Regions from separate parts of the Homo sapiens genome. Here regions 1, 2 and 3 are each linked to region 4. A link is a loop called in an ENCODE intact Hi-C map of the cell type or tissue named here. Cell type or tissue: CD14-positive monocyte. All regions are shown on one strand. Each heading gives the region's core, and the rest is flanking DNA. Links, peaks and the distances in the headings are about the cores only. Region 1 overlaps ADARB1 (adenosine deaminase RNA specific B1). Region 2 has its middle 6.1 kb from the start of PCBP3. Region 3 overlaps LINC01547 (long intergenic non-protein coding RNA 1547). Region 4 holds the start of SUMO3 (small ubiquitin like modifier 3).

Region 1 (7,855 bases), core at 1,493-6,492, 260 kb before region 4:
CAGTTTTCTGATCTGATAAATAGGGGTAATGAGACCTCCTACAAGAATGTCATGAGAGGAATAACTGACTTAATTACAAGGACCCTGAAGAAGAGCCAGTTCTACCTAATAAAAGTTTAAATGCACGTGTCTGTGTTTTACAAACAATGCATTACAAATTTTGTAGGCCGTGGGAAGGTACAGACAGACGCTGGCTTACAACAGTCTGACTTATGATTTTTTTACTTTATGATGGTGTGAAAGTGATACATATTTAATAGAAAGTGTACTTTGAATTTTGAAGGTTAGGTGTATTAAATGCATTTTCAACTGACAATATATTTAAGTTATGAACCTCATCGTAAGTTGAGAGGTATCTATACAAACAAATATTCTGCTAGTCACATATTAGATGACAACTGCTTTGCAGACTCAAACAGAACCCAATACAAAATGAGGTCTCTAGTTGAAGACTCCTAACCTGAGATCCTCTGGAACGTGGCATCATCACATCATCACCATCCAAAGAGCTCCAAGAGCCCTTCTTGGTCCCTCCACTTCCCTTGTCTCCAAGACCTGATCTATTGCCCACAACCAAGAATTCACACCTGCTCTCTTTTCTCCAGTTCTGCCACCTCTGCCCCGCTAAATCATGGCAACAGTGCCAACCCAGGCCTCCATTCTTCCTGTTGCACTCTTGAGAGTCTGCAGGACCTGGCCCCTGTGTCTCTGCAGCCTCACCTCCTAGCCCCTGACTGGACAATGGTTCTGGTCCTATCCTGGCCACTCTAATAAGCAGGCTCTCTGGCAGGCTATCCTTCTAGCCAGAAGGCTGTTGTCCCCCCTCCTGACATGAGCTCATGCTTTCCCTCTGGGCCTCAGCGTACCACATCGCACTCAGAGAGGCCTTCCCAGAACATCATACCTCCACCAGGAGCCACCCTCTTGATGCCATCTACCTCAGCCCTGTCTCCTCGGTCATGCCAATAAAGACAGCACAGGTGCTCCTTGACTGACGGTGGAGTTCCGATCCTATGAACCCATCGCAAGTTGAAGACATCCTAACCTGAAAAAGCATTCAATACACCTACCCTACCAAACATCAAAGCTTAGCCTAGCCTACCTAAAAGGTGCTCAGAACACTCACATTAGCCTACAATTGAACAAAATCATCTAATACAAAGCCTATTTTATAACAAAGTACTTAATATCGCATGCAATTTATTGAATGCTATGCCAAAAGTGAAAAACAGAATGACTGTATGGGTACCACAGTCAAGTCAAAAATTGTTACTGGAACCATCATAAGCCGGGTCCGTGTGTAGTTGTGAGGCACGGTGTCTGCCTCTGTGATCTGTTTAGTTTCTCCACCAGAATGTCAGTTCAAAGAAGCACAGACCTCCTCCCTGTCCTTCTCCACCGCATCCTCCCACGATGACTCACACAGAGCAGGCACTCAGGAAAGCCTGCCCTGAGAGAAAAGAGCAAAGGGAAAATGTTTCCACAGCAGTGGGAACTACTCTCCACTGCACAGATGATGGAGAGAATGCAAGGAAGCTGGGGAAGGCTTCTTCACATTTCATCGCATTGGCTGAACTACTGAGAAGATGGGTGTTCTGAAACTCCAAACCTGAAAAAATCAAATAATCACAAAAACAAATCAAAACTCATGCAATTAAGATATTTTACCAAGTTAACAGGCAACTGTGTTTCACTGAATGCTGCTGACCCAGTGGAACATAAACATATACATGCAACAGGCCCAAAGCAACAATACCTGCTTTCCTCTGGGGGTAGGGTTGGTGAGGGAGTCGTCTTAAATGCAAAACTGAAATTCCCAGCTAGGCAAATCAAGCACAAATCAGGCACCGAGTCTTCTAGTCCTCTGAGTACTGAATTTGGTGAATAAAGGTGCCAACCTCCAGGTAACAATACTTTTAGAGAAAAGTGAATTTTTTAAATAAATAAAAAATTCCATTTCCACATGTATCTTTCCGTAAGTACGCCCCATGGCATGTTCAGCACAAGCTGGTAAGAAGCTGGATCCTGAGTCCTAGGGTGAGATTCCGAACTTTTTAGGACTGAGGACAAAACCATGATTTATTTCCTATCCTCCTTTCAAAAGGGCAGCATGTCTTGAGGAATATTTCTGAGTCCAGGCTCCCACGTGCAGAAGTCCTGCCTCCCTCCTGAAGTCCCGCCTCCCTTCTAGAGCTGAGCATCCCTGCTCTTCCTGCCTCCCTCTCACCTTCTCAAGGACTTGGCTCCAACATTATCCTCTTTCCTGGCATATTATAAATGTTTCCCTCTACTGGATCATTCCTATTAGCTCATAACATGCTATCATCGCTCTCATTTAAAAATACAACTAAAAACTTCCTGTACCCATGTCCCCTCCAGCCACCATCCCATGACTCTTCCCTTTTAACAGAACTCCTCTAGAGAGTCGTCTACACTGATGTTCCCACCTCTACTCTATTTGTTTCCTCTCCCCACCACTCCAAACCTATCAAGGTCACTCACAACCACCTCTTATCAAAGCCAATAGGAAACTCTCCAGCCCACGAAGAATAAGAAGAAAAGAACCCCTCGGTGTCTTGGTTTCCAGGCCACTAGACTCTCACTAGTTTCTTCCTTCTTCAAACAGAGTCCTTTTCAATGGCGTTGCTAGACCCTCCCTCCCAATGTGGACCGCTTGCCAAAAGCTCCCAGGCCATTCCTCATCTCCTGCTCCTCTGTATCCATACTGTATGCCTCATAGATCAGCAATATGCAAATGACTCCCAAATTTACATATTTGGCCCCAACCTCTTCTTGAACCTGACCTTGAATTTCCATCCATATTCACCTTTCTCTACTCAGATAACTAATCATAAAAATAATAAGCAAAGTAAGCCCCATTAAATACTGTTAGTCAGGTACTATTTTAGGTACTTTACATTAGCAACTCAACAACCCTGACAAGTTGCTTTTATTCTTCCTAATTTATAGATGAGAAAACTGAAGCACAGAGATTAGACTGCTTGCTCAAGATCATCTAGGAAGTAGCTGCACAATGACCCAACCCTCGTCCTCCAGATCTGGCCCTTGAGTGGAGCTGCTGAGCTGGGCTGCCTTCCAGTCACAAGCTCCACATGTTCAAATCCCAACACTGGCTCTTCCCAGACTTCCCTATCTCATACCTGGCACCAACGCCAAGTCAAAAGCTGAGTTGGAAGAATCAGATTCTAGATGTGAAGAAATTTCAGAATTACTTTATTTTACTTGTATTTTCCTTTTTTATGAAAGTGCATGAATTATATGATTTTAAAAGTCAATGCTTAGTCTAAGCTCTTTCAATGAGTATAAATGAATGCTGGGTAACAAGAAAGCATTGTGTCACAATCTAGTTGGCTACATTTTCCCTTTGTTAGCAGCATAAGAAATGATGATGCAACTTAAAAATGATGGCATCTTACAAATGCTGAAATTCAGTAGGCTGAATCTGATCTCACCACTTCCGCCCTGGTCTGAGGTGCCGGTACAGTCACCCAGCTTTCACAAAAGTCTAACTGATCTCCTTGCTGATATTCCTCCTCCAGTCTGCAGTAGTGGAGGTGCAAAAAGCAAGCTGCAGTAAGGAGGTAAGGGTACATCCTGCCATTGCCACTTCCTGTGTGACCTTGGGTAAATCACTTAACCACTCTGTGCCTAGGTATTCCCCCCTGTAACATGGGAATAATGATAATAATGCCTACTTTTTGGACTGTCATAAGAATAAATGAATTAATATATGTAAAGCTCTTAAAACAGCCTGGCATATTGTAAGCCCAACAGCCAGAGTGGTACTTTTTAAAGATAAATCAGATCATGTCATTCGCAAGGAAGGAAGAAAGGCTCCCTTAAGGCTTCCCATCAAACTTAAAATCTAAATTCCTTACCACAGCCTGTGTGCTCCAAGATGCAGCTCTCCTCCACTCCCATCTCACTTCCTACCACTCGCCCAGCCTCTCTGGCAGCAATGGCCTCCCTGAGGTGACCACCATACTACAAGGAGGCTCAGGGACTTTCACCCGAGAGTTCCCTGTGCCTGAGAGGCTGCTGCTGCCGTGACCTCAGCCCAGCTCACTCCATCCTCACCACCTATTTGACCTTCTCTCACCTACCCTGCCTCATTTGCCCTTTGAAGCAGTTAGGACACCAAATGCTTGTTTACTGCTCTCCTCCTTCCCAAGAAAATGAACCGCTTGAGGGCAGGAACTCTCCTCATCAGGCTCATCCTGAATCTCCAATACCTAGAACAGTACCTGGGCCAGGATGCATGGGTGAATGCCTGTTGGATGAACAAGCAAATGAAATGGAACCAGGTTCCAAAATCACCAAACTAGAAGCAAGTAGAGCTTCCATTTCACTGTACTTCCAATAAAAATACAAGGTATCTCAGAGTTACTTTCATCCCCCTTCCTGTTCCATCACAAAGACGTTAAACCTAAAACCAAAGTCACTTTTCTTTGTGTACGCCTAGGACATCTTATAGGCATACAGGTGGAAAAGTGCAGCAAGCAGTACTAATCAAACTACCAAAAAAAAAAAATTGTGATAATTTGATATTAATGGCCCTAGCCCAACAGCTGTCAAGCTATGGATGAAGCAAAACTCTGCAAATGGAAGGTGCGGTAAGCCCTGCCACGAAGACCTCTGTGGGCTACTGCGCTGTCCCTGTCCACACCCCAGATAAAAAGCTGTCAACTTGGAAAGAAAAGTCACTCAAGGAATAAGGAAGGAATCTTAATGATTTCACTGGACAATTTTTAATTTTCCCATTTGCTTTTCCTACCTCACATATTATGAACATACAAAATAATATGGGTTTTTTTTTAACACCATTTCCATCACACCAAATTACAGATTTAGAAATTCCTATTTTAGAAAGTTGACACAGAAAACCACTGAGTTTTCTTTTTCTTTTCTTTTTTTTTTTTTAGACGGCGTCTCGCTCTGTTGCCCAGGCTGGAGTGCAATGGCACGGTCTCAGCTCATTGCAAGCTCCGCCTCCTGGGTTCACGCCATTTTCCTGCCTCAGCCTCCCAAGTAGCTGGGACTACAGGCGCCCACCACCATGCCCGGCTGATTTTTTATATTTTTTTAGTAGAGACGGGTTTTCACCGTGTTAGCAAGGATGGTCTCGATCTCCTGACCTCGTGATCTACCCGCCTCGGCCTCCCAAAGTGCTGGGATTACAGGCGTGAGCCACCGCGCCCGGCCACCATTGAGTTTTCTAATAAAATTGGACCTCTCTGAGCTTTTTGGTTTCAAACTAAGCTTGATAACTTTGCTAAACTTTTTTATAGGCTGGTAAATGTGTAACTTCATCTATTTCTTTCCAAAGTTAACTACCTCCTATTTGAATTATATTGTTTGATCACAGAGCTAATCACAGCATTCAAGGGAATAAAACCCAGTTCTTAAGTAAAACTTACAGCTAAGAAATTTTGATAATAACTAATTAGTAGGCTTTGCTTGTACCCACGTGTAAGAATATGCACTATAGCAAGGTTTGTCATATATTAAAACATATACAATACACACTTTGACTCCTGCTAGGACAATACACAATTGGGTGCAGCCTTTGAACCAAGTGCCCAGGGATGGAGTGGAATGAGGCTTTACCTTTCTGTAGGTACTGTGTGCTTGCTTATCTTTTTAAATCTATCAATACAAATGTACTGCTTTATGCCAGAAGCATTTTTGATCTCTACCTATCTTGTTAAGTACTGTATCTCCTAGGGCCTAAAACAGGGAAGGCCTAGCACATAACAGGCCACAGACAAGTATTTGTCAAATGGATTAAGTTTGTTTTATGCATTCACTGGACAAATAGAAGTTAAAAAAATTCTTATTCCAAAAATCTAAAAGAATTCAAATGTTTTACAATACATAAATTCACGAGGAAGTGAAATTAGCCTCTGAGCCAAGATGTTTTTTGTGGATGATGTTATCACTTCATAGCTAATCCTTCCCCCTTGGCCTCCCAGTAACAACTGCATGAGCACGTCACACCAGAGACACATGTGTCATCAATTTCTCAGAGCTGGATCGATTATTTTTAAGCCCCTGTCCCTGCAGGAGGGCCTCCTTTTTTCCTTTCCAACTACAGCTTCAAATGTGATGTAGATGTAGTGGGATATACCCAGTCTTAGGAACCCTCAGACATCTAACAGGGCATCACTCACAGACAATGCATTCCTTTCAGAGTCTGTGTGAGTTCATCCTCTCCACCACAGGCAAGATATAGGCACCCAGCTCAGCCTGTCTCATCAAATACTTACCGAGCCCCCGTTGTGGCTGTCCATGCATACTGGACCCTGTCCTCCGGAGGAACCGCGCAATGAGAGACAGTTAATTCTCTTATCCAAGAAGGAACTGTATCAGCCAAGCTTTTATCCTTTCTTCCTTCTCCCTTTCCCCTCTGGGAAACCCTCAGCAGGCAAAAAGGATACAGCAGTCTCAACCCCAAGGAAAAGATGGTCATCAAAAGACAATTAGCTTTTCTATCTCCTAGAAACAACTGCTCTTAAGACAACCTAGCGTTTTGGAAAATGCAGCTCTGGGTGGCACCTTTCGAAGCAATAAAACATACGGCAAAATTTAAGAGGAAACAAAGAGGATTAAATACATATTTGTATTCTCAATTAAAAAAACTACGGTTCTATCATCTTAATTATGGAGTTAAACGTTAAAGAAACAAGTTTGATATCATGCCACTTTTCGTTATACTTCGAGAACGGAATGCAATAATGGTTAGTAAGAAGGAAGTAAAATGCCTGTATCAGAAGTAACAGCCCAAACCTGCTGACCAAAAATATTAACTGGGAACTAAACACCACGGTGCAGATCTCCGACATAGAAACCTGGACAGGAACACGTTTTAGGTTAGGTTTTCCAGCGTGTAAATCGGGACTCCAACACGTTTCAGCGTCCACAGCCCAATCTGACACCTTCCCTCGCACCCATCCACCACGCAATAATTTTCCTTCTGATGTGAACACGTCAAAAGTCACCTCGGGCCCCCAACTGCCCCAGATTGCTCCCGATCGCTGCAGACGCCCGGCACCCGCAGGAACTTCCCTGGCCCGGGCCGCCCGCGGCGCAGAGCATCCCGCGCGGACACTGCGCCCTCGGAAGGACACGCAGGACCGTCCAGGGCGCAGACTCGTCCCCAACGCAGTCTCCACTCCCGTGGCACAGCGTCCCCTCCCAAGGCAGCCTCCCCTGCCCGGGCCCAGCCTCATCCCGGGCGCAGCCTGCCGTCCCCCGGCGCAGCGTCCCATGCCGGGCGGAGCGTCTCCCCAGGGACATAGCCTACCGTCCCCAGGCGCAGCCTTGTTGCCAACGCAGCCTCCCGTTCCCCGGCGCAACCTTGTACCCGGGGCAGCCTCTGGTCCCCGGGCGCAGCCTCGTCCCCAGCGCAGCCTCCGATCTCCAGGGCACACCGTCCCCTCCCCAAAACGCAGTCTCGGTCCCCAGGGCGCAGCCTCGTCCCGGCGCACCTGCCCTCCCCGCGGCGCAGCGCGGCGCATCCCACGCGGACTCGGCGCCCTCGGGAGGGGACGCGGGGCCGCCCGGGCGCAGCTTCCTCCGGGAGCCGAGCGCCGGAGCAGACGGGCGACCCAGGAGGGTGGGTGCGAGGCGGTGCCGCGGCACCCTCGCTTCTCCGCGGGCGCCCTCCGCTCCCGGGACGGCCCGCAGCTCCGGCCCCACCACCAGTCCCTGCCCGGCGCTTACATAAACGCCGCCACCGCGGGGTCCGGAGCCCGCGCCCGCCCGAGCCGCCGCGGCCCCGCGCCGCCCTCACCTCAGCCGCAGCCGCGCCGCGCCTGGTCCTCCGCACGCGCGC
Region 2 (7,855 bases), core at 1,269-6,268, 820 kb before region 4:
TGTCAGCGCCCCCAGATTACAGGCTGCCAGCCTCCCCCGGTCCTCTGCGGGAGCCTGCGGCCTCAGCTGCCTGCCCCGCCGGCTGAAAGACACAGTTAGTCATTAGGAAAGTAATGATAGTGTTTTCAGGGCAGCGTGTTAGACCCTAAAGACTTTCTATTATTTGCAGTTCCTGCCAACCCTGTGAAGAAAAAAAGCAGCTCATCTCTCACGCCCCGCCTCTTGACACACGCTGATCCGGCCTGGTTCTGGGTTTTCCCGGAGCCTGCAGGGCAGCCCCGCCCCAGGCGGCAGCAGCTGGGCCTGCAGCGTGTCCCTCATGGTGCCCGGCCTCCAGGTCCAGAGTTTCCTGCCTCCCTGAGCTCGGGGTGCGCTGTCTCCACCCTCTCATGGCCGTCAGGGTGCTGGTCCCGTCAGAAGTGCACCCAGGGGCTCGCATTTATAAATAACTCCAGGGTGTCTTGCTGTGGGTTTGGAAATCGGGAAGGCAGGTTATCATCTGCTTGGAATGATGTCAGATCCAGCCCCAGGAAGTCTCCCAGCACCCGGCCTTCCTGCTTGTCATGGGCTGGGACATCTGGAGGGGTAGGGGCGAGGGCCTTCTGTAGCTCCACATTAGCTGGCTAAAGTGTGGGGAAAACAGTAACACACAGAAAGCAATCATAATAGTAATTAACGTCAAAACCTTGCAAGATGTTTAGGCCTCCCAGGAGCCCTGGAGAAGCCCAGCCCTTCCACATAACACCAGCACTCCCAGCGGCAGGGCCTCCATCCCCCTGCTGGGGAGGGAGATCCGGAGTCTGGGTGGAGTGTGTGGTCTCTGGCCTTCAGCAGGACTACACTCCAGGCTGAGCCTTTCCTCAGGCAGAATTCATACCCTTACCTCAGCCTACAACCCCAGCACACATGTTACCTAGGGGCAAATTAGTACTTTGCCCTCATGTCCTCTTCACAAAGCACTGGGGTAGAAGTCCTTCTTCCAGGGACCAGCAGCACCCAGCCCCTGCTTCCCCAGGCTCCTGCCCTGCACAGGGACCGCTGCCACTGCCCACCAAAAGCTGCTGGGGGGTGTTGGGGCTGGCTCAGCTGAGCTCACACAGGATCCTCTGATGGCCAAAGTGCTGGAGTGGAAATCAGAGACCAAGAAGCCAATCCCTGTGCCAGCTGCCCTGGTTAGGGAAATACAGAAACTAAAAATAGTTCCCACTTCCGCTTCCTCCTTTTTATATCAGCCTCATCATAAGTGCACCTGACCTAACTTACCTGGTGCTGTGGTGTTTGTACTTGGATTAGGTGAAGCAGCTCAGGGGTCCCCTCATGCCCTCTCCCCTGTCCCCCTGCTGAAGAGGCAGCTCCCACATGCGGCACTGCCTGACTGGCCCCTGGCCTGGGCCTGGGACCCTGCAGAGAGACAGCAAGCCATGGCCAGAAGGCTTGCAAGGTGCCCCCAGCTTGGGTGATGGTGACACCCAGAACAGGGCACTTCCTGGAAATGTGATCTGGAAGGGCAGTGGGCATGAGTGGAGCATGGAAAGAGACACCCAGGACGGACGGAGAGAGGCATCTGGTGTAGGTGGGGCTGCAGCCACCTCTCCTCTTCGGGGCTGGCAAGGTAACCCTTGCCCTGTGCCCCACAGCTGCCCTGATTTCCGGGTGTCTCCCAGAAGCACACTCTGCACTGCTTCTGCATCCCGGCCACTCCTTCAGTGTCCAGCCCCCTTCCCCAGCATAGAATGAACACAGAGAGGATGGGGAGTGCCTGCTCTGCCGACATGAGGGGCTGGCAGTGACATCTGTCCCTGTCATAGGCACAAAAAGTTATCAATGTTGGTAAGCTGGATTCAAGCCATGCACGGAAGCAGATGGCTCTGCCCCAAAGGGTAAAACATCCTGGAAGTGAATTGGATGGAGTCTCACATAGAGCAGCCCATCGGCTTCTCTGGCAGTGTGCCCTGGTTTTAGCAGAAAATAATCACAGGGTCTCTAATATCTGGCTGTGGAGAAGCACCCAGAACTCCCCCAGTTGCCCTCATGATCCCTAATGGACGAGGGATGGGTCCTGTGTCCTCTCAGCTCTTCACGCTAAGAAGCAAATGAATCCTTGGCCTGCCCCTCAGACTGGCATCTCCACAACTGGGATAGACATCTCAGGCCCTGGGGTCCATGAGTCACTGCTGACAGAGAGAGAGAGAAAGAGAGAGACAGAGACAGAGAGGGAGGAAAGAGCTCCTGCTGCCACCCTGGCGCCCTCAGGTGCCTCTCAGCCCTGGGGAGCAGTCCTCCTCTGCTCTGGGCCCCTCCCCCACTGCACACAGAGCACTCCCCCCTTGTCTTTTTTATATGTAAGTTTTCTTATATTTTGCATAAAGAAGAAATGCACACACCTCACACATGCACCAGAAACGTCACGGGTCATCCAGACCTTCCTTTTATTTTGGGAAGACTTTCAGCTCAGAGGTAGCCAGAATTCCGCCCCTTCTCTGTGTGCCTCAACGGGCACCATTAAGACTCTAAAATTAGAACAACTCTTTGTTTTGGTGCCGAGCCACCACGTCACTCCCACCCTCCCTCCAACCTCTGCTGGGTTCTCAGGAAGAGACTGGAGGGGGAAATGCAAAGCTTCCAAATCCCACAAAGAAAGCCCACCAGCTGCTGGGCAGACCAGCACAGGTGGGGCGTGCTGCAGATGCCCTTGCTTTGCCTACCGACAAGTAACACCTTAAGACTGACTTTATATCCATTTGCTGCTTTTTTATTAGGGCCACCTGAAACCTCTCTGTTGACATGAGTAATCCTCTGTAATATCTGTAGAGTGTAGAGATGGATTTAAACATGTGGAGCTGTTCAGCAGAGTATTCCCGTAAGAGAAAGAGAGTGGTGGGACAGGCTTGGCCCAGCCCACCAAGCCTTTATTTACTTAGGACCCCAAATTTCTTGGTGTCCCACCTCTGCCACAGTTTAGCAAGCACCTGCCTTCCTACTTTACTGGACTGGAAAATAAATACACATGCATTTAGTCTCCCTGCAACCAACGACCTCTGATAAGTGTTTTATGTTGAAAATTCAAGAACATAAATCATGAGAAATACACCATTAAAATGTAAATTAAGGGGGCAAAACCGTCCACTGTAGCTGCAGTCACAAATGGGGAGCGTAGGAACTGAGTCTGGCTCACAGAGGCTTCTTTTTAGCCCCCTCTCTCCCAATTGCCACCCCCCGGACCACCTAGGACTAGGCCAGTCTCTGCGTTTATGGTACCTGGGGAGCCTAGGAGTTTGCAAACCTATGATCAAAGGCTGGGAACAAAGCCAAGGTCAGGAGGGCTTGTGTGTACTGCCCTCTGGCCTCCCAGGTGAACGAGTCAGAAGTCCCACACCCAGAGAACAGGATGCACCCAGCAGGTGGGTTGCCACGGCAGGTTCCCTTCCTCCCTGCCTGACATCCAGATGATGGGGCCTCCTGGAAATGCACAGACGTGGCTCTCACATCTGTTGGCGTCCCTAGCTCCGTCAGCACTGGTCTCTCCTTTCCCGCCCGTTGCGGGTCCCCACTTAAATACTGAAAGGACAGGTGGAGGTGGAGGAGTCTGCTTGTCCACTCCCGAGTCCCGGGGCCGGCCATCGTGGAGAGCCAGGGGCGCTCCAGCTTGTCCACTCCCGAGTCCCGGGGCCGGCCATCGTGGAGAGCCAGGGGCGCTCCAGCTTGTCCACTCCCGAGTCCCGGGGCCGGCCATCGTGGAGAGCCAGGGGCGCTCCAGCTTGTCCACTCCCGAGTCCCGGGGCCGGCCATCGTGGAGAGCCAGGGGCGCTCCAGCTTGTCCACTCCCGAGTCCCGGGGCCGGCCATCGTGGAGAGCCAGGGGCGCTCCAGCTTGTCCACTCCCGAGTCCCGGGGCCGGCCATCGTGGAGAGCCAGGGGCGCTCCAGCTTGTCCACTCCCGAGTCCCGGGGCCGGCCATCGTGGAGAGCCAGGGGTGCTCCAGGCCGCTCCAGCTAGGGAGGCTCTGTGGGGTCGGCCCCACCGCATGCCACAGCTGCCCCACTAACCGCCAGCTCTGTGGCTGCCGTGTCAGCAGCCCTGGCCCACACAGGCTCTCTCCTGGAGCTCAGCAGGTCTACCCTTGCACACCTCTGGCCTAAAGGCCCCCAAAGGAGCTGGTGGCACTCACTCTGCTGGTATGGACACTACACGGAGGGTGCTTGTCAGCTGCTCAAAGAGGGCCTGCCAGAGAGCAGCTTCAACTCCACCCCAGCAGGCTCCACTGCTGCACCCACGCACGATGCTACTGCTGTTCCTTCTCTCTCGGGTCGCTATCCCTCTGCGGCAGGCAGAGCATGCTGTGCTGATCCTGTGAGCAGTCCTGTCCAAACCACAACCACGGTGGAGCAGCAGCATGCCAGCACCGCGGTCCGGGGGCTACTGGACACACGGAGTGGCAGGGCGCTGAGCTCCCCGGCACAGACTGCGGGTGCAGGACGGCACCAAGGACGGGAAGGCTCCAGGCTGGAGAAGCTGTGCCCGGTCACCAGCATGCCCATGGCCCTGTGCCTGGCGGCCCTTTGGGAGGGCTGCGAGGGGGCAGCGTGAATGCAGGAAAGAGGTGTGGAGCTGGGGCGCCACTGCGTGTGTGTGGGGGCCCAGAGGAGAGCAGTCCCTGCTGGCTGCTGGGGGCCAAGCTGAGAGCAGAAATGCACAGCCCTCCCCCAAACAAATGCACACCACACGCACATCGCACACACACATCACACACACACCACACACACACCACATACATACACATATCACACACCACACCACACACACATCATGCCACACACACAACCACACACATCACACACATACACATATCACACACCACACCACCACCACACACATCACACACACATATCACACACCACACCACACCACTACACACATCACACACATACACATATCACACACACATCACACCACGCACACCACCACACACACATCAACACACACCACCACACACACATCACACCACACACACACCACACACATCACACACACCACCACACACACATCACACACACATCACATACACACCACACACATCACACACACATCACACAGACCACACACATCACACACACACCACACACACATCACACACACACCACACACAACACACACATACACATATCACATGCACCACACCACACACACACCACCACACACATCACACACACACCACACACATACACATATCACATGCACCACACCACACACACATCACACACACCACACACGCCACCACACACATCACACACACACCACACACATGCCACCACACACACATCACACACCACACACATCACACACATACACATATCACACACACACACACCACACATCACACACACACCACACACATCACATACACATATCACATGCACCACACCACACACACGTCACACATATACACATATCACACACACCACACCACACACATACACATATCACACACACCACACACACACCACCACACACATCACACACACACCACACAGACGTCACACACACATCACACACACCACACACACATCACACACACACCACCCCACACATACACATATCACACACACCACATACACATCGCACACATTCACACACCACACCACGCATCACACACATTCACACACCACATGCACACACCAAATACACATCACACATTTACACATATCACACATATGCACACCACACACATCACACATATACACATATCACATGCACACGCACCACACATATACACATACACATCACACACATATCACACACATTCACACACACCACACACATCATATGAATACACATACACACATACACATATCATGTGTACATACATCACACACATACACCTGTTTACCACACACATACACGCCACACACATTCACATACACACACACCACACACTGCACACATGCACAAGCACATATCACACATGCCACACACATACATGTATATCACATACCCCACACATTACATGCAAACACATCACACACATATCACACACACCACACACACATACACATACTATGAATTAGACACACCACACATACACATAGCACACACATACGCACATAGTACACACACCACACACATATCACACACATACACACCACACATCACACACATACATCACATACCACACATACATCACACATATACACACCATACATACATCACACACAAACACATCACAGACATACATATCACATACATATCACACACATCATACACAAACATCACACAAATACATATCACAAACACACATATACTACACACACACGTACACCATACACACATACACATCACACACACATACACACACCACACATGCATACACACCACACACATACATCACATACAAACATACATCACACATATACATATCACACGCAACACACATACCTCACACATACATACACACACACCACACACACATACATCACACAGAAGCACATCACACACATACACACTCCACACAGATTCCACAGCACATACACATGCACACACACCGTCTGAGAACTCCAGCCTCGGAGACCCACATGCCCCAGAGGAGACTCGGCTGCATTCCCAGCCCACGGCTCCCACAGCAGCAGCCGGTTATGGAAAAACGTCTCCGTCTTCTGCTGGTCCCCGCCAACAAGAGTGCGATTCTTTGAAAAAAGAAAAGAAGTGAAACCTTGCAAGAAGTTCCCCAGGGATAGCACACATTTTAATGTGATAACTAATTGGCTCCAGCCCTCAAACCAGCCTCTGTTTTCAAACTAGATGGAGCTGATGTCACTGCTTTGGTGGGAAGGGGACGTAGTGGGAAGGAGGGGACAGGAAACCAGCCTCAAGGAGCCGGACTGCAGCCGCCGCAGCAGATGTGGGGTCTTCCCTGGGGCAGATCCGCCCAGCCTCTGGCCCGGGAAAGGTAGCTGTGGAGCTGTACCCGTGTTCTCCTCAATCCCCACCAGCACGGGGACCAGAAGCACTTCTCTGGTGTGGCCGGAACGGCAGCACGGCGTTCTCCTCAGTCCCACCAGCAGGGAGACCGGAAGCGCTTCACCGGCGTGGCCGGAACGGCAGCACGGCGTTCTTCTCAGTCCCACCAGCACGGGGACCGGAAGCGCTTCACGGCGTGGCCGGAACGGCAGCACGGCGCTCTCCTCAGTCCCACCAGCAGGGAGACCGGAAGCGCTTCACCGGCGTGGCCGGAACGGCAGCACGGCGTTCTTCTCAGTCCCACCAGCACGGAGACCGGAAGCGCTTCACGGCGTGGCCGGAACGGCAGCACGGCGTTCTCCTCAGTCCCACCAGCACGGAGACCGGAAGCACTTCTCTGGTGTGGCCGGAACGGCAGCACGGCGTTCTTCTCAGTCCCACCAGCACGGAGACCGGAAGCGCTTCACGGCGTGGCCAGAACGGCAGCACGGCGTTCTTCTCAGTCCCACCAGCACGGGGACCGGAAGCACTTCACCGGCGTGGCCGGAACGGCAGCACGGCGTTCTTCTCAGTCCCACCAGCACGGAGACCGGAAGCGCTTCACGGCGTGGCCGGAACGGCAGCACGGCGCTCTCCTCAGTCCCACCAGCAGGGAGACCGGAAGCGCTTCACCGGCGTGGCCGGAACGGCAGCACGGCGTTCTTCTCAGTCCCACCAGCACGGAGACCGGAAGCGCTTCACGGCGTGGCCGGAACGGCAGCACGGCGTTCTCCTCAGTCCCACCAGCACGGAGACCGGAAGCACTTCTCTGGTGTGGCCGGAACGGCAGCACGGCGTTCTTCTCAGTCCCACCAGCACGGAGACCGGAAGCGCTTCACGGCGTGGCCAGAACGGCAGCACGG
Region 3 (6,230 bases), core at 1,231-6,230, 120 kb before region 4:
CCTAAGGAAGCAAAGACCCAAAGAAGTGACGAAACCTATGTGCTTTTGCAGGAGGCTGAACAAAGAGGCAGTTGTGGAAAAGTAAACCGTGTGGGGAGGCTTAAGAACGACAGGAATTACTTTAATTACTTTAATGTCTGTACAGAATTCTGTTGGCTATGACGTGCTTCCCTGTAGAGGAATCTTTCTTCGCCCGGTACAGGGAAGGCATCTTTCACCTGAGCGTTTTTATCTCCTGTCTTCAGGAAGAAAAGGAGAGATCCGATGATGCTCTTGCCTGTGCCATTTTTCAAGTGCCTTAGGTAGAAGTGATTCTTATGTCAAAGTGGCAGAGTGAGCCACCCTTCGATCCCAATGGAAACGTCCTAAAAGGTGTTGACAGTGAACAGTTCCCCTTCCTCCCCTGACGCCAGAGCCTAGTTCTCTGCCCACTTGAAACCATGATTATGGGTTTCCTATCGCAATTCTGTAGACTTTTATACAAAAAGAGTTTTATCTATGAGAAAATATTTTTCAGTGATCCTGTTCTTCACACCAATTAAACCTGACTGTTCCCTGCTCCGCACCTGGCTTCTCTCACGTCATAAAGATCTTACCATTTGCCCCTCATTCCTCCTGGCACTCCATAGCGGCTGCAGAGGACACTGGATGTGACATGGCTCCATCAGTTCCCACATGGCTTGTTCCCTCTCTCCTGCTGTAACTGACATGCTGGCATGCACATTGCCTTATACATACAAACAGAAGCTTTCCAAAGAGAAGTTTCAGGAAATTCACGTGGAATGTTTGGCAGTTGGTGTATATAAAAAGCTCAGGCCTGGCCGGGTGCAGTGGCTTACACCTGTAATCCCAGCACTTTGGGAGGCCGAGGCGGGCAGATCACAATGTCAGGAGATCAAGACTATCCTGGCTAACACGGTGAAACGCTGTCTCTACTAAAAATACAAAAAATTAGCTGGGCGTGGTGGCGGGCGCCTGTAGTCCCAGCTACTCAGGAGGCTGAGGCAGGAGAATGGCATGAACCGGGGAGGCGGAGCTTGCAGTGAGCCGAGATCGCACCACTGCACTCCAGCCTGGGCGATGGAGCGAGACTCTGTCTCAAAAAAAAAAAAATAAGTAAAAATAAAAAACTCAGGTCTGCTTCTCCCTTCGTGTTGTACCCAGGAGTGGCCAGAAGGCTCCTCTCCAGGCCTCACAGAGGGAAACACTGGTCTAGTGAGAGACCTGCGTCCTGCCCATCAGGACCGAAGCGGCACGCGTGAGGATCCTGCAGGCCAAGAGACAACAGCGATTACAAACCCCAGTCCCAGCCTTGCAGCTGACCTTGCAGGTGACGCCCTGCCTGGGTGTCTCGGTGCAGCTGCACATCAGGGGCCTCTGCTGGACAGAAGCTCTGAGTCCACACTTGGCCCCCAGGCGCTGGAGCTGGTAGGTGACATGTTGCACTCTTATTTGGGATTCTGCTACCTCTTTCTGTTCAACAAGTGAAGCCTCAGAATGCAGAGAGGGGGCTAGGAGAGGCCCCTGCAGACATGCTGGGCCTCATGGGGCCTCACAGCTGTCCAGAGCCAAACCATGCGGTGCTGCTCTGCTCCAGCCATGGCCAGTGGTGAAAGGGACAGAGGGAATCACTGATGCCTGCAAGGATGCTCTGACCCCTCAGGAAGGCTGCCCAGGTGCCCACCTTCAGGGAGACCCACAGATGCCCCATGCTGGGGGGGCACAGTATGAGTGGCTGAATCCTTGCAGAGCCAGTGCTAGGCTTGGACCCCTGCAGATGCAGGGGGTGCCCCAGGGAGGGTCTCCATGGACTCAGAGCCTGCCTCTGCCCTGGACTGTCTCCTGCTCCTGCTCTCTCCTCTCTGCCCCTGGAGTGGTGTGTGCTGGCTCTAGGTCAGTAGGAGGCTTCATTCAGAAATGCCTTTCAGCATGCTGCCCAGACCACGTCTCTGTTTCAGGAGCACTGCCACGAGAGGGGATGCTGCCGTGGCTGCGCCAGCTTCAGCCCTTTCCCTGCACCGAGATGTCCCAGTGAGCGGCTGGGTGCTCACAGTTCCCGTTGGGCCATCAGAGGAAGATCAAAGATCAACCCTCCCCCATGGGCTCCTGCCTGCCTGCCAGGTGGGTTTCCTGCCTGTCTCCCAGCCCCCAAGAGCTCCACGGACTCTGCCAGTAGCTGCTTTAAAGGAGGGAGGGAGTTTTCTGATCCTCTGGACATCCCTGGGGCTGGAGCTATGGGCTGAGCCATAGGAGAGCCAGCCCAGCTCCCTGGGGGTTGGGGGCTGTGTCTCTCCATCCCTTAGTAAAAATACAGCAACTCCCAACTCAAAGTCAAGGGTCAATAGTCACAAAACCTTGGTGCAGCCTGGAACAGGCATAGAGGTCTCAGCAGAGCTGCCCAAGGACAAGACCTAAGATCCAGCAGGGAACTATGTAGTCACCCCGAGAGGCCCAGCTCTCTCCGTGAGCTCTGGGCCTAGGGTGGGGGTGGTTGTTGGTTCTGCGCGCACTGTTCCCCCTACATGATGGGTCCATCCCAGTTGGCTTCTCTCACTCGCTTCCTCCTGTGGAGAAGCCTGTCCAGGTGTCACTGCCTCCAGGAAGCTGTCTCTGATTTCTCCAGTTGAACAGTGAGATTTGCCACACCTCACATGCATCGCTCTTGTCCCTGGAATTGTAACCATAGGTTTTCCTGTCTCCTGGAGGACAAGGATGAGGGCTTTCCACTTGAGTCTCCCTGGTGGAGCCCAGCTCCTGACATACCTGGTAAAAGTTCTCAAGAGAAGAACATGGAGGAGGAATGTGGATAACAACCCTGGCTGCCTGTGTGTTCCAAGCTAGGAAGATGTAATGTCCCCACAAACGGGGTAAATGGCTTGCCTGCGTCACAGCTGTCTCAAGCCCAGGCCCTGGGTGCCAGCCCAAGCCCAAGGACTAGGTCCAGAGCCACACAGCGCCAGGCCACATCCGCCTCACCTGGGACCTTTTGTGGGGTACAGTCTCCGGCCCCACCCAGACCTGCTGAAGGAGAGACCCCATGGCAAGGACTCAGCCACCTGCAGTTTCATAAGCCCCCAGTGGGTTCCTAGGCATGAAGACCACCGGTTAGAGGCTGAACTGGCAGGAACCTGTCTCCAGCCCCTTCTCACCCCAGCCGGGCCCTGCCTCAGAGGCAGCACCCAGGACGTGGCCATGACCCGTGGACTCCACTCAATCCCTCTTCTCCAGGAGCCATGCAAAGTGTCAGCCAGCCAGGCCCCTGGAAGGCAGTCATCACCTCTTAAGGCATTGCGGGTGTCGGTCCTGCAACTGCCAGGTGCAGCACACGACCCATGTCCGGTGTTCGATAGCAGGGAGCCATGACCTGGCAACGATTCCACGCTCAAAGGGGCACCCGGGGGGCCCTGGGTCGGGGCGGATCAGCTTTCCCTGGGCACATCTGCCTCATTCCAGATCTCCAGGGCTCATGTCTGTGACAGGGAGGGAAGGCTCTGCCCTGGCCTTCCGTCAGCTCTGCCAGTGCAGGCTGGGCAGCCTGGGCTTTAGAGCTGGCTTCTGCCCACACTTTCTCCGTGAAAGGAAAACAACTATGAGTCTGCCAAACGCATCTCAGATGCGTTTTAAAAAATTCTGGTCCCCGCTCTCTGTCCCATCATCTGCCTCGGGGACTTCCTCTCTCCGTGGTTCTCACCCCATACTCTGTCACTGCCACATTTTCACCTGGGCCTGGCCTTTGTCTCCACCTGAAACTCCTGAAAATCTTGAAATGGATTTCTAGGTCACTGGGGACTCCGGCAGCACATTCGGCTTCAGAATAAAGGGCGCCCGCGGTCCCCCAGCACCTGCCCAAGCCACACCCCTAGCTTCCCTCCCTATCCCTGCAGCCTGAGGGTCCCTTCAGCCACCCCTAAGTCCCCACCTGGGCTCCTGCCCCGCCCCTGGCTAGCAGCGCCTTCTCCACCGGGGCCCCTCTGCTCACAGAGCCCCCTCACCTCCCTGGGGATGAGGGGCCAGGCCATGACCCTGAAAGCCTAGCCCTGGCCTTGACCTCCCAGGAGCGCCCTCCCCGCCCTCTCCCGGCCCCGGCCCCGTCCTCTGCTGCTGGCCTCTGGGTCGTGCCCCGCAGACTGAGCTGCGCTTGGGGGTCCTGGCGGCCTGGGCCGTCCCGCACCGAACCCAGGCGGTCGGAGCCCGGCGGGGAGGCGCGAGGTCCTTCTGGGGGCTCCTCCGACGCCTGAGGGCGCTGCTTCCCCGCGGCCGCCCCGGGTTTCTGCGGAGCCGGGGCCTCCGCTCTCGGGAGACCCGGTGAGACCCCCGGGGAGGCCGCTGGGGAGGCGCGGGCTCTGCTCCCGGGTCCCAAATGCACCGGCTGCCCCTCAGGAGGGACGGCGACCTCCACCCACGGCGCTGGCGCCCGCACGGCCGCTCCTCCCGCTCCCGCAGCCTGGACGCCTCCCGAGGCCGCCCCGCCGGGCCCCACGCGCGGCCCCATCCGCAGGCCAGGACTGCCTTCCCGGAGCTGGCGGCCCCCAGCCTGGAGGAGCCGGCCCCAGACGCCCTCCCAGCCCTCCCCAGCCCACTCTGGCCCCGCAGCCCCCGCCTGGTCCGAGTGCGGGTCTCTGGCCCCGGCCTTTCCCGGGGAAGGAAAGCTCCCTTCACGCGCCCCAGGGAGGCGGCCAGGCTCGGAGCGTGGAATCCCTGCCCGCCGCGGACCGCAGGTTTTGGGCAAGCTCTGGCCTTCCTGAGCCTCAGTTTCCCCATCTCTATAATGGGGACGGCAGGGGTTTTTCTGAGGACCCCCAGGAAAAGCTCCAGGAAGCGCCTACTCACAGCGCGTGCTCAGTGGTGGCCCCGGAGCTGGCAGGGAGCAAACGCAACGGAATACGGCCGGGGTCGGGCGGTGGGGGTCTGGGTCGGGGTCAGGGTGGGGGTCGGATCGTGGTGTCCGCGGCGGGGGAGGCTCCGCGCACCGGCTGAGCAGCTCCGGACAGCGGGTGAGGGAAGGCGGCTTCCTCCTGCTTCGAGACCCATCCTCGTGCCCAGGGGAGCGCCTCAGGGAAGGAGGAGCCACGTTCCAGGGCACCTGGCTGGGACCTGCCGCAGCCTCTGCGCGCAGCGGGCTCCATCCCCCGGGCCACGGATTGGGAGACTGAGGCAGGCGCGAAGCCCGCCGCCCAGCCTCCGCTAGGGAGACCCCGGCCACCTCCAGGCAGTTTTCCTGAAGCCCGGGGCCAGGAGAAGGTGAGCGGCTGCCCGTCGGGGGTCGCCTGCGCCGGGTGGATGCGGCGGCACTTGGGTGCGGTGGGCTCCCAACCTCACTGTCCGACCAAAGGATCGCCCCGGCTGGGCGGGGACCTGGCGCGCCTAGGCCGGGAGGGGACAGCTGGTTTCGGGCGGCCTCTGCCCCAGTGACCTGTAGACTTTGGCTTTGGTTCAGGGACGTCTGGGGTTAAAAATGATCGTTTGGGTTCCCGCAGTACTGTTCGCGGTCTGAGCATCTCCACAACGCGCACATTCCCATAATGAATTTCCGAGAACCGGCACGCGTGCCTCCCCTCTTGGCTCCTGGGACTGCGAGGCCGGATCCAATCTGTGCGCCTCTGTGCGCAGGGACGGCTGATGGCCCGGTTCCGCCTGTCCGTGCCCCAGGATGCTACAGGAAGCTCAGATGCAAACTCTTTGGGGCTGTGAGTTCCCGCATTGGGAAACTCTTGCAATAAAAATAATCGTGCTGTAATCCCCAGGGACCATTGAGAGGAAGTGGTGAGGGCGGGGGAGGCGCGGGAGGAAGAGGCTGGGGGCTGAGGTGTGCTGGGGTGGGTAGGAGACCGGCTGAGCCCAGCACGGAGCCGCTTCCTGGTAGCCCTGGCGGCATCACCCTTGGGTCGGGTTCCAGAGCCCGGGGGTCCTTTCAGCTTTCCGTTCCTTTTCCTTATACTTCGTCCCTCTCTCCAGCTAGAGAGGGGCAGGCTCTGGGGTCTGGGTACTTTTGTTTTGGAGCCATTTAACTTGAGTTATAATAACATGCTTTTCTGATTATAAAATTAATGCATGGCTACCATAAACAATTTGGAAAAGACAGAAAACAAGTTAACACGTTAAAATCTCAATCCTGTCTGGTGAGGACTGCAGTGAAGCCCAGCTGGCCACCCCTTCCGGGGCCTCTGTTCTCCCCAGGGCCTTGCAGCCTCTCTGGGCTTGGCATTGCTATGGCTAAAGTGTGAAAGGGT
Region 4 (7,855 bases), core at 1,479-6,478:
GATCTCTCCCTCTCTGCAGACACAGCAGAAAGGCCATTGTGAGAACACGCCAAGTTGGCTGCATACAAGTTGGGAGGAGAGGCTTGACCGGACACCAACCCTGATGGCTCACTGATTTTGGGCTTCCAGTCTCTAGAACTGTCTGGAGGCTGGGAAATAACTATCAATGGTTTAAGCTGCCCAGTCTGTATTATTTATTTATTTTTTTTTGAGACAGAGTTTCACTCTTGTTGCCCAGGCTGCAGTGCAATGGTGCTATCTTGGCTCACCACAACCTCCGCCTCCCAGGTTCAAGCGATTCTCCTGCCTCAGCCTCCCGAGTAGCTGGGATTACAGGCATGCGCCACCATGCCCGGCTGATTTTGTATTTTTAGTAGAGATGGGGTTCCTCCATGTTGTTCAGGCTGGTCTCAAACTCCTGACCTCAGGTGATCTGCCTGGCTCAGCCTCTCAAAGTGCTGGGATTACCGGCGTGAGCCACCGCGTCCGGCCCCCGGTCTGTATGTTTTTATGGAAGTCTAGGCTAACACAGGATACTAATCACCAAGTGCCTCAAAGGAAAAAAACTCTTCCCTTTTCTTTTTGAGGTGGGGGAAGGTCTTTGCCCCTCACAGAAAGACTTCTTTTGGTAGCTGATAGCCTTAAACAGATTTAAAGAATATTTTATACTGATTTTTGGGCTATTTTTGTTGGGTTTGTCTGAGGCAACCAGTCCTCCCTAACTGTAAGTAGAAACGTCTCTGAACGCCTCAGGGATTTCTCCTCACATGCCAAGCATCTGTGTCAGTCTTCTCACTCAGCCATTGGATACTCAGGGGCCCTTTCCATTTATGGAGTCAAATATTTCTTTAGTTCAGAGAAATTTCTTATTTTTACTTTTTCTTTGAGATAGGGTCTTGCCCTGTTGCCCAGGCTGGAGTGCAGTGGTGCGACCTTGGCTCACTGCAGCTTCTGCCTCCTGAGTTCAAGCTGATTCTCCAGCCTCAGGCTTCCAAGGAGCCAGAATTACAGGCACACACAACCACACTCAGCTAATTCTTGTATTTTTAGTAGAGATGGGGTTTCACCATGTTGCTCAGGCTGGTCTCAAACTCCTGACCTCAGGTGATCCGCCTGCCTCAGCCTCCCAAAGTGCTGGGATTACAAGCGTGAGCCACCGTGCCTGGCCTCAGAGATATTTTCTCCAATTCTGTCTTTGATTTTGTCCTGGTTTCCTTTTTTCCACCTTCTCCTGCAGCTCCTGTCAGGTGGACGTAGCCCTTCCTGTACTGATGCCCGGTGTCTCGGCCTTCCAACCTTCCCTCTCTCTTTTCTTTTTTTTTGAAATGGAGTCTCACCCTGTTGCCCAGGCTGGAGTGCAGCGGCACGATCTTAGCTCACTGCAACCTCTGCCTCCTGGGTTTAAGCGATTCTCCTGCCTCAGCCTCCCAAGCAGCTGGGATTACAGGCATGCGCCACCAGGCCCGGCTAATTTTTTTGTGGAGACGGGGTTTCACCATGTTGACCAGGCTGGTCTCGAACTCCTGACCTTGTAATCCACCAGCCTCAGCATCCCAAAGTGCTGGGATTACAGGCATGAGCCACCCAGCCCAGCCCTGACCTTTCCTCTCTTAACTTCTCCATCATGGGAGAGTCCTGTGACTTTGTCTCGCAGTTCTTTGCGTCCTCAGCCAGGACCCCTCTCCTAGTCACATGTGGGTCGAGCTTTCATGTCAGCAATGCTGTTACTCATTTGCCAGTTCCCTGCCTTCTCATGAGTCTTCTTGTTGGGACCATCGCCAGGTGTGGCGACCCTCCGGAGGGGCTCTGGCCATTTGGGTTCTTTACCCTGTGCTCGTGGTAGGCCACGGTTTTTCCTGAGCTCTGGTTCCTCCGTCCATTCGATCCCCTTTGGCTGTGTCCTTCAGAAACCTCTTGGCGTTCGGTCCACCAGCGGTGTCCTTTGTGTCCCCACAGCTGCGACAGAGCCTTTTTGCATCTTTGCTGTCACATGAAGGATTCGGGGCAGGTCACAGTGTGGGAGACAGACACAGCATGAATTGAATTCAGACCACCATTGTCTTATAGCCTGGCTTTTTAAAACCTAATGTCATCTGAGCCTCTTTTTCCCTTATCCATGACTGTAGTCACGCATCACTTCGTGACACAGCAACTGGCGTAATTTCGAGCGGTAACACATTTGGGTTCTGTGTCTCATGATTTCTAAGCTGCGTGTTTCTCACTTCCACAACACTGAAGCGGGCTGCCGTCATCCACAGCCTGCCGGAGTTTAGTGTGTCTGTGCTACCTACGGTCGTGTTGTTTTATGATTAACGGTGTCTTGGAGTCGATAACTCTCTGAACCCTGCCTGCCCTAGGGCACTTCCAGGGCCAGCAATCTGTGGGCTCTGAGGCGCCACGTCCCCTCGGAAGGGGCTGGTTGCGGAGCCCCCTCCCAGGACCGTCTGAGCTGGCCACCCACCTCCACATCCTCTGCTGAGGCCCTGGGCTCCAGGTTCCAGAAGGAAGGGACCACACCTTATGACCTGCCTGGGACTGGGGCTGACTCTCAGACCCTCTCCCCGAAAGACTTCAGCAGCCTTCCCCCTCCTAAGTGGGGGCTCTAGCCAAGAAAGTGAATTTTTGAGTAGAAGACGGTTTGTGAAGTTATGGTCCATGAAGACTTGTCTCCATGGCTTTGCGACGTTGCTCAGTTGGCTGAGCCTTTCCCAGGCAGGACAGAAACGGCTCAGACGCTTAGGTTCAAATCCAGGCCCTGCCATTTCCCAGCTGAGCCTGAAGTGCGGCCTCCCCCGCCTTCGGCCGGGCTCACCATCAGATGAGACCTCCGCCACGCCCCGGCTGGCACCACCCGGGCACTCCTGAGGGACGCAGGGGTGTCCGCCCTCAGGTCCGTTCCATCCGAGGCCCTGGGATCACAGACATGGAGGCCGGGGCGGGCCAGGCACCCCAGGAATGGCGCCCGCAAGTCCGGGGAGGCCGTCCTGCCGGCCCAGCGCGTTTCCCGCGTCCACGAGGTCCCCGTTCCGCCGGCACTGGCGGCGTCCAGCCTGGGTTTGCCCGCGCTCGCCGACGTGGCGGCCTGGCCAAGCTCGGCGCCGCTCACCAGCGCTGACCTGGGGGTGGTTTGACCTCCCAGTGCCTCAGTTTCTTCACAGGTAAAACGGGTCTTCTTGAGGACGGGTGTGGAGGGCCCGGGGCAGCCCCGTAGGAGCGTTGGCCAAAGGAGCCCGGCCTGGGGCTGACAGGAAACCGCGGCGGCAGGGAGGCGGGTGGCGCCCCCAATCGTCTAGGGTGCTGGCCCGATTCGCGCGGCCCCCGCGGACGGGACCCCGCGGGCCGCCTTCTCCGCTCTGTCCGCGGCTCCTGAGAGGGAACGTCACCCCCAGCGTCCTCCCTCCTCCGCCCCAGGTCCCTGCGGCCATGGGCGGCGGCCCCGGCCTCACTTCCCGGCGCCCCAGGAACGCGGCCCCCAGGAAAGGAGTCGGGGCCCGGGCGACGCGGGGAGGCGGGCAAGGGTCCCCAGGGCCCGGGCTCCCCGTAAACGCTCCTGGCCCGCGCCCCACAGCGCCCTAGGGCTTCCGCGCCCGACGGGGTCGCGCGGGACCCGCCCCGTGACGCATCTCCAACCGCCCAGAGCCGCGGCCCGGCCTGCGCGCGCCCGACGCCCCGGGGAGCGCGCCTCGTGAACGCGCGCAGCCACGTGACCCCCGTGCCGGCCAACGGGTGCGCCGGGATTTGGGGGATAAAGCGCGGCCCCGCGCACAGTTGCGGCGGGAGAGCGGCGGGGCCGAGAGCGTGACTCGCCCGCTCCGCGCTGCTTCCCCCGCGCCGCCTCCCCGCGCCGCTCGCGCAGCCATGTCCGAGGAGAAGCCCAAGGTAAGCGCGGCGACCCCGCCTGCACGCGCGTCTATCGCGGGCGTCCCGCCCCCAGCCCGGCTCCGCCCCCACCCCGACTCCGCCCCGCGTCCCGCCCCTGACAGGCTCCGCCCCTCCCCGCCCTCTAGAGCCCCGCCCCTAAGTGGGCCCGCCCAAGGTGCGCCCCCTCTGCCCCCGCGAAGCGCGCTGTGCCGCGAGCTCCGCCCCCTCCGGGCCTGGCCACGCCTCCGCTCCACGCCCGTCTCCTCCCCAGCTGGGAAGGCGCGCGCCCAGCGCCTCCTTGAGCGCCCGGTGTCGGGCCCCGCGCTGCTGCTCCTGCAGAGCGCGGCGCCCTCGGATCCCGCCCCAGCAGTGTCCCCGAAGCGTCTTTGCGTGCTCCTCTCCTGAGTCATTGCTGGTTGGGGTCGCCCTCTCCCCCGGCATCGCCCTGGGTGCGGGATCCTGTGTCGAGTGCACGGAGTCGGCTCGGGAACAAGCGTCTGGGGTTACCCCCAAGGGGCGCGCTCTGAGGGGCCTGGCCCCTGTGAGCAGCACTGCCGTCCTTCCAGGGCGCCCATCGCGACCCCGGTATTCACCCACTTCTCCGCATCGTGTCCCGGCCATCGCGTCCCCCAGTGTGCGCCCACCCCTCTCCTTCGTGTCTCCCCAATCGTGCCCTCAGTGTGCACCTACTCCCACCCATCGCGCCCCGTGTGCACCCACCGCCTCCATCGCGTCCCCCGGTGTGCGCCCACCCCTCCCCATCGCGCCCCCCGGTGTACGCCCACGCCTCCCCATCACGCCCCCCATGGTGTGTACCCACTCCTCCCCATCATGCCACCTGGTGTGCGCCCACCCGTCCCCATCATCGCGTCCCTGGTGTGCGCCCACCCCTCCCTATTGCGTCGCCCTCTCCATCACACCCCCAGTGTGTGCTCACCCCTCCCCGTCGCGTCCCCCAGTGTGCGCCCACCCCTATCCATCGCGTCCCCCTTTCCATCACACCCCCAGTGTGCGTCCACCCCTCCCCATCACCCCCTCCACGATGTGCGCCCACCCCTCCCCATCACGCCCCCTATAGTGTGTGCCCACCCCTCCCTATCACGCCCCACGGTGTGCGCCCACTTCTCTGCATTGCGCCTCCCCCACCATGCGCGCCCACCCCTCCTTATCCAGCCTTGGGTGGGCTTTAGTCTCCCCCATTGCCATGCTGGGGTGTGCCTCCCTCCAGTCTCAGTCCTGGGGTATGCACCCTGCATTCAGGTGCACTGGCCATTCCTTCTCGGGAGGGTCTGTAGTCGCATTCTCCAGTGTTCATAAAAAGAGAACCTTTCCGAAGCCCTTGGTGTGCACTGTCGGCCTCTATGTTACATCCCAGTGGAAGATGACTAGAGCTGAAGGCTCTGTAAAGAGGCTGTCTCTGATACTGGCCTGGTCCTGGAGGTGACCACCCTCCCTTTACAGATGAGGGTGGAGGCTCAGTGCCAGACACTGGCGGGAAGTGGGATGGAACCGTCAGGAACCATGGTCGCGGCCTCTATGGAAGTCTGCACTCTGCTTGCTGTGGTCAGACTCCAGGGAAACCTGCCCTATCCAGATGGCATTTGGGGTGACCTTTGCTTTTTACATTTTGACTCCAGTGAAGTCAAAGTTCTCCCACTCTGGGGTTGTTTGAATATTTAAATACTTGTTAAAACTAGGTCAAATATAAATGTCCTTTATGTTTTTGTAGGTGGCTTCCTCTTAATGAAGAGTAAATGTAATAAAATACATATGATATTAATTTTCTCAGCAGTATTTACACTTAGCTCTGCCATGTGGTCAATCTCAGGCTCCAGTTCCGTTGAAAACACTTGTTTAATTCCAGAATGACTGAGTGGCTGCCACCTCACAGGCCCCGCTTCTGGTGGGTCCCCTCTGAGCCCATGTGGGAGCAGCTCTGCCCTCTGGGGCTCTGACGAAGGGGAAGAGGTGGACTCTGGGGCCCGGTGGTGCTGGAAAGAAGAGCTTTTAGGTCAGGCAGGAGAATGGTTCTGACTTCCCTGGATAGCTGAGGTGGAGGATTGACTGTAGCAAACTGAGGCCCATGTTTTTAGGGCTTCACTTTTTAACTCACGAGTTCACTTGCTTATTAGGAATTCACCAGGGGTCTGGGACAGATCGTCATTCTGTTTGGAGCAGAGGCACTGTGGCCGGCCCTGCCCTGCCCCAGCCTCTCCCGGGGCTGCAGCCATTCCCCCCGGGGCTGCAGCCATTACCCTGTGGGGGACGTCTGGGCCCTGCATCTGTGCCTTTGAACACACTCATACCTTCCTTCCCTAAAGAAGCCAGTGCATCCTCATGCTTGGGGAAGTGAAGGGGGCTCATGCAGGGGTCCCCACTTCCATCCTGCCTGGAGCTGTTTGCATGCTCTTCCTTCCTAGGCCAGTTGTCTCTGTGCTGGAGGCCACATTCGGGATGGGGAGATGGGGGTGTGCCAGCTCACCACTCAGGCTGCCGCCAAGCCACTGGCATCCCGGGAGTGGGCAGGGGTGTCTGGCCCAAGACTGGAGTCGGGGGGTGAGTGCCGCCCCAGGACACGCACCTTCAGGCTCGCAGCTGGAGCCCCTCACTGCCAAGGCCCCTTGCAGGCCACTCTAGCTCCCTTGACAGAGCACCATGCCTCCCCAGGGTCTCCCCAGGGTGCATACCCCAGGGAAGCAAGCATGGGTGCAGTCCCTGGGTTCACCCTCAGGCGAGCCTTCTACATCCCACTCCCTGTATTTAGGCATCGCTGGGACAGTTGTCCCTCTCCCAGCCAGGGAAGGAAAGGAGAAGTGGAGAGAACAGGCGTGTGATGTACAGTGCTTCCTGAGGGCAGCAGCTCAGCATGGGGTGAAAGGGTACCAGGACGCCCCAGACTTGACTTTCAGAGTGAGCCGGAGGGCCCTGCCTCATTGCTTCACTCACAAACGACTTTATCCCAGCAGTGCAGGCCGGCAGAGGGGTGCCCCACTTTTCGGCTCAGACTGAGCTGCCCCGAAGTTGGCTCCCAGTCTCTTGACATCAGCTTTTTGCCTCAACTCAAAATGCATTTTCAGGCAACAAGACACCCCGATTGTGCCATTGTTGAGTAGCTTCAAGTATGGCATGAATTAAAAAATAAAATAGTACCACCTACTGCCGCTCAGATAGGACAGTTTGAAACCAGAAAGTACTCGGAGGTGGCTTCCCTCACATTTGCTGATGTCAGGGCAGCGAGAAGGAGCCTGGCCGCCTGCTGTGGGGAGTGGCCGTCCTCAGTTGGATTCCCGAAATCACCACTTGAATGTCCCATAGGGTTCCTCTGAGTCACAAATGTTTTCTTCTGTTTTTGGTTTCTTTTACTAGTGCTGTATAGCTGCATGACTTTTGGATATGTGTTTTTACTGGTTTCATAAGAATTTTTTAAAAAAGAGATGGGGTCTTGCTCTGTTGCCCAGACTGGTCTCAAACTCCTGGGCTTACGCCATCCTCCCACGTCAACTCCCAAAGTACTGGGATAACAGGTGTGAGCCACTGTGCCCAGCCCACAAGAATAACTTTAAAATAAAGATGGATTTTCTCTTATTTTTCCCTAGACTTTGTTTTTTTCTTTGAATTAACAATGTCAGAGGACCCTAGGCTTGCATTGTTTTACACATGGATGCTTAACAAGTGGAAGTTAAAAATAAATTCTGTGTAAAAATAAAACCATCACGAGTGACTCTGAATTGCTGGAGAATTTTAAGAATTAGGTTGGTTTTGATGACTTTAAAAAGCCAACAATTACCTAAAGACTTGCCCATTCAAGTCGCGGTTATTTTGAGACACAGTTTTGAGGCCAGTCTCTGGTGTCTTCTGCAGGAGGGTGTGAAGACAGAGAATGACCACATCAACCTGAAGGTGGCCGGGCAGGACGGCTCCGTGGTGCAGTTCAAGATCAAGAGGCACACGCCGCTGAGCAAGCTGATGAAGGCCTACTGCGAGAGGCAGGTGC

The links. Peaks named below come from ENCODE experiments on the same cell type or tissue, not always from the same donor. Only the 100,000 strongest peaks of a DNase experiment are listed, where the experiment ranks them.
Region 1: it touches region 4 in a loop (2.2-fold over the local background); 10 of 110 quality-filtered maps call a loop at or near these places.
Region 2: a loop joins it to region 4, with 7 times the contacts of the local background. A loop is called at or near these places in 3 of 110 quality-filtered maps.
Region 3: it touches region 4 in a loop (2.2-fold over the local background); 70 of 110 quality-filtered maps call a loop at or near these places.

Annotation. Positions count from the first base shown.
Region 1 is chr21:45,074,752-45,082,606 of GRCh38, reverse strand. It overlaps ADARB1 (adenosine deaminase RNA specific B1), which reads right to left. Exons shown (of 11, transcript NM_001112.4): 1 at 7,814-7,855. Among named protein-coding and RNA genes, the nearest start is that of ADARB1, 4.1 kb to the right of the region's middle. In CD14-positive monocyte, for the core only: no CTCF peak of the experiment used is centred there; a DNase peak (open chromatin) is centred at 3,466; H3K4me3 peaks cover 392 bases; H3K27ac peaks cover 429 bases; H3K27me3 peaks cover 797 bases.
Region 2 is chr21:45,633,653-45,641,507 of GRCh38, reverse strand. No RefSeq gene overlaps it. Among named protein-coding and RNA genes, the nearest start is that of PCBP3, 6.1 kb to the left of the region's middle. RefSeq lists enhancers at 3,810-4,327, 4,348-4,447, 4,458-4,587, 7,102-7,855. In CD14-positive monocyte, for the core only: no CTCF peak of the experiment used is centred there; no DNase peak of the experiment used is centred there.
Region 3 is chr21:44,930,825-44,937,054 of GRCh38, reverse strand. It overlaps LINC01547 (long intergenic non-protein coding RNA 1547), which reads left to right. Exons shown (of 4, transcript NR_027128.1): 2 at 1,165-1,428; 3 at 1,959-2,121; 4 at 2,687-3,771. Among named protein-coding and RNA genes, the nearest start is that of LINC01547, 6.0 kb to the left of the region's middle. RefSeq lists a silencer at 4,125-4,494 and an enhancer at 4,824-5,703. In CD14-positive monocyte, for the core only: CTCF peaks have their summits at 4,040 (motif pointing left) and 4,244 (motif pointing right); DNase peaks (open chromatin) are centred at 4,234 and 5,704; H3K4me3 peaks cover 2,895 bases; H3K27ac peaks cover 2,539 bases.
Region 4 is chr21:44,813,972-44,821,826 of GRCh38, reverse strand. It overlaps SUMO3 (small ubiquitin like modifier 3), which reads left to right and starts at 3,765. Exons shown (of 4, transcript NM_006936.3): 1 at 3,765-3,879; 2 at 7,723-7,851. The coding sequence starts at 3,859. RefSeq lists silencers at 3,154-3,253, 3,274-3,853, 4,034-4,233 and an enhancer at 5,913-6,427. In CD14-positive monocyte, for the core only: no CTCF peak of the experiment used is centred there; DNase peaks (open chromatin) are centred at 3,696 and 4,056; H3K4me3 peaks cover 2,243 bases; H3K27ac peaks cover 1,164 bases.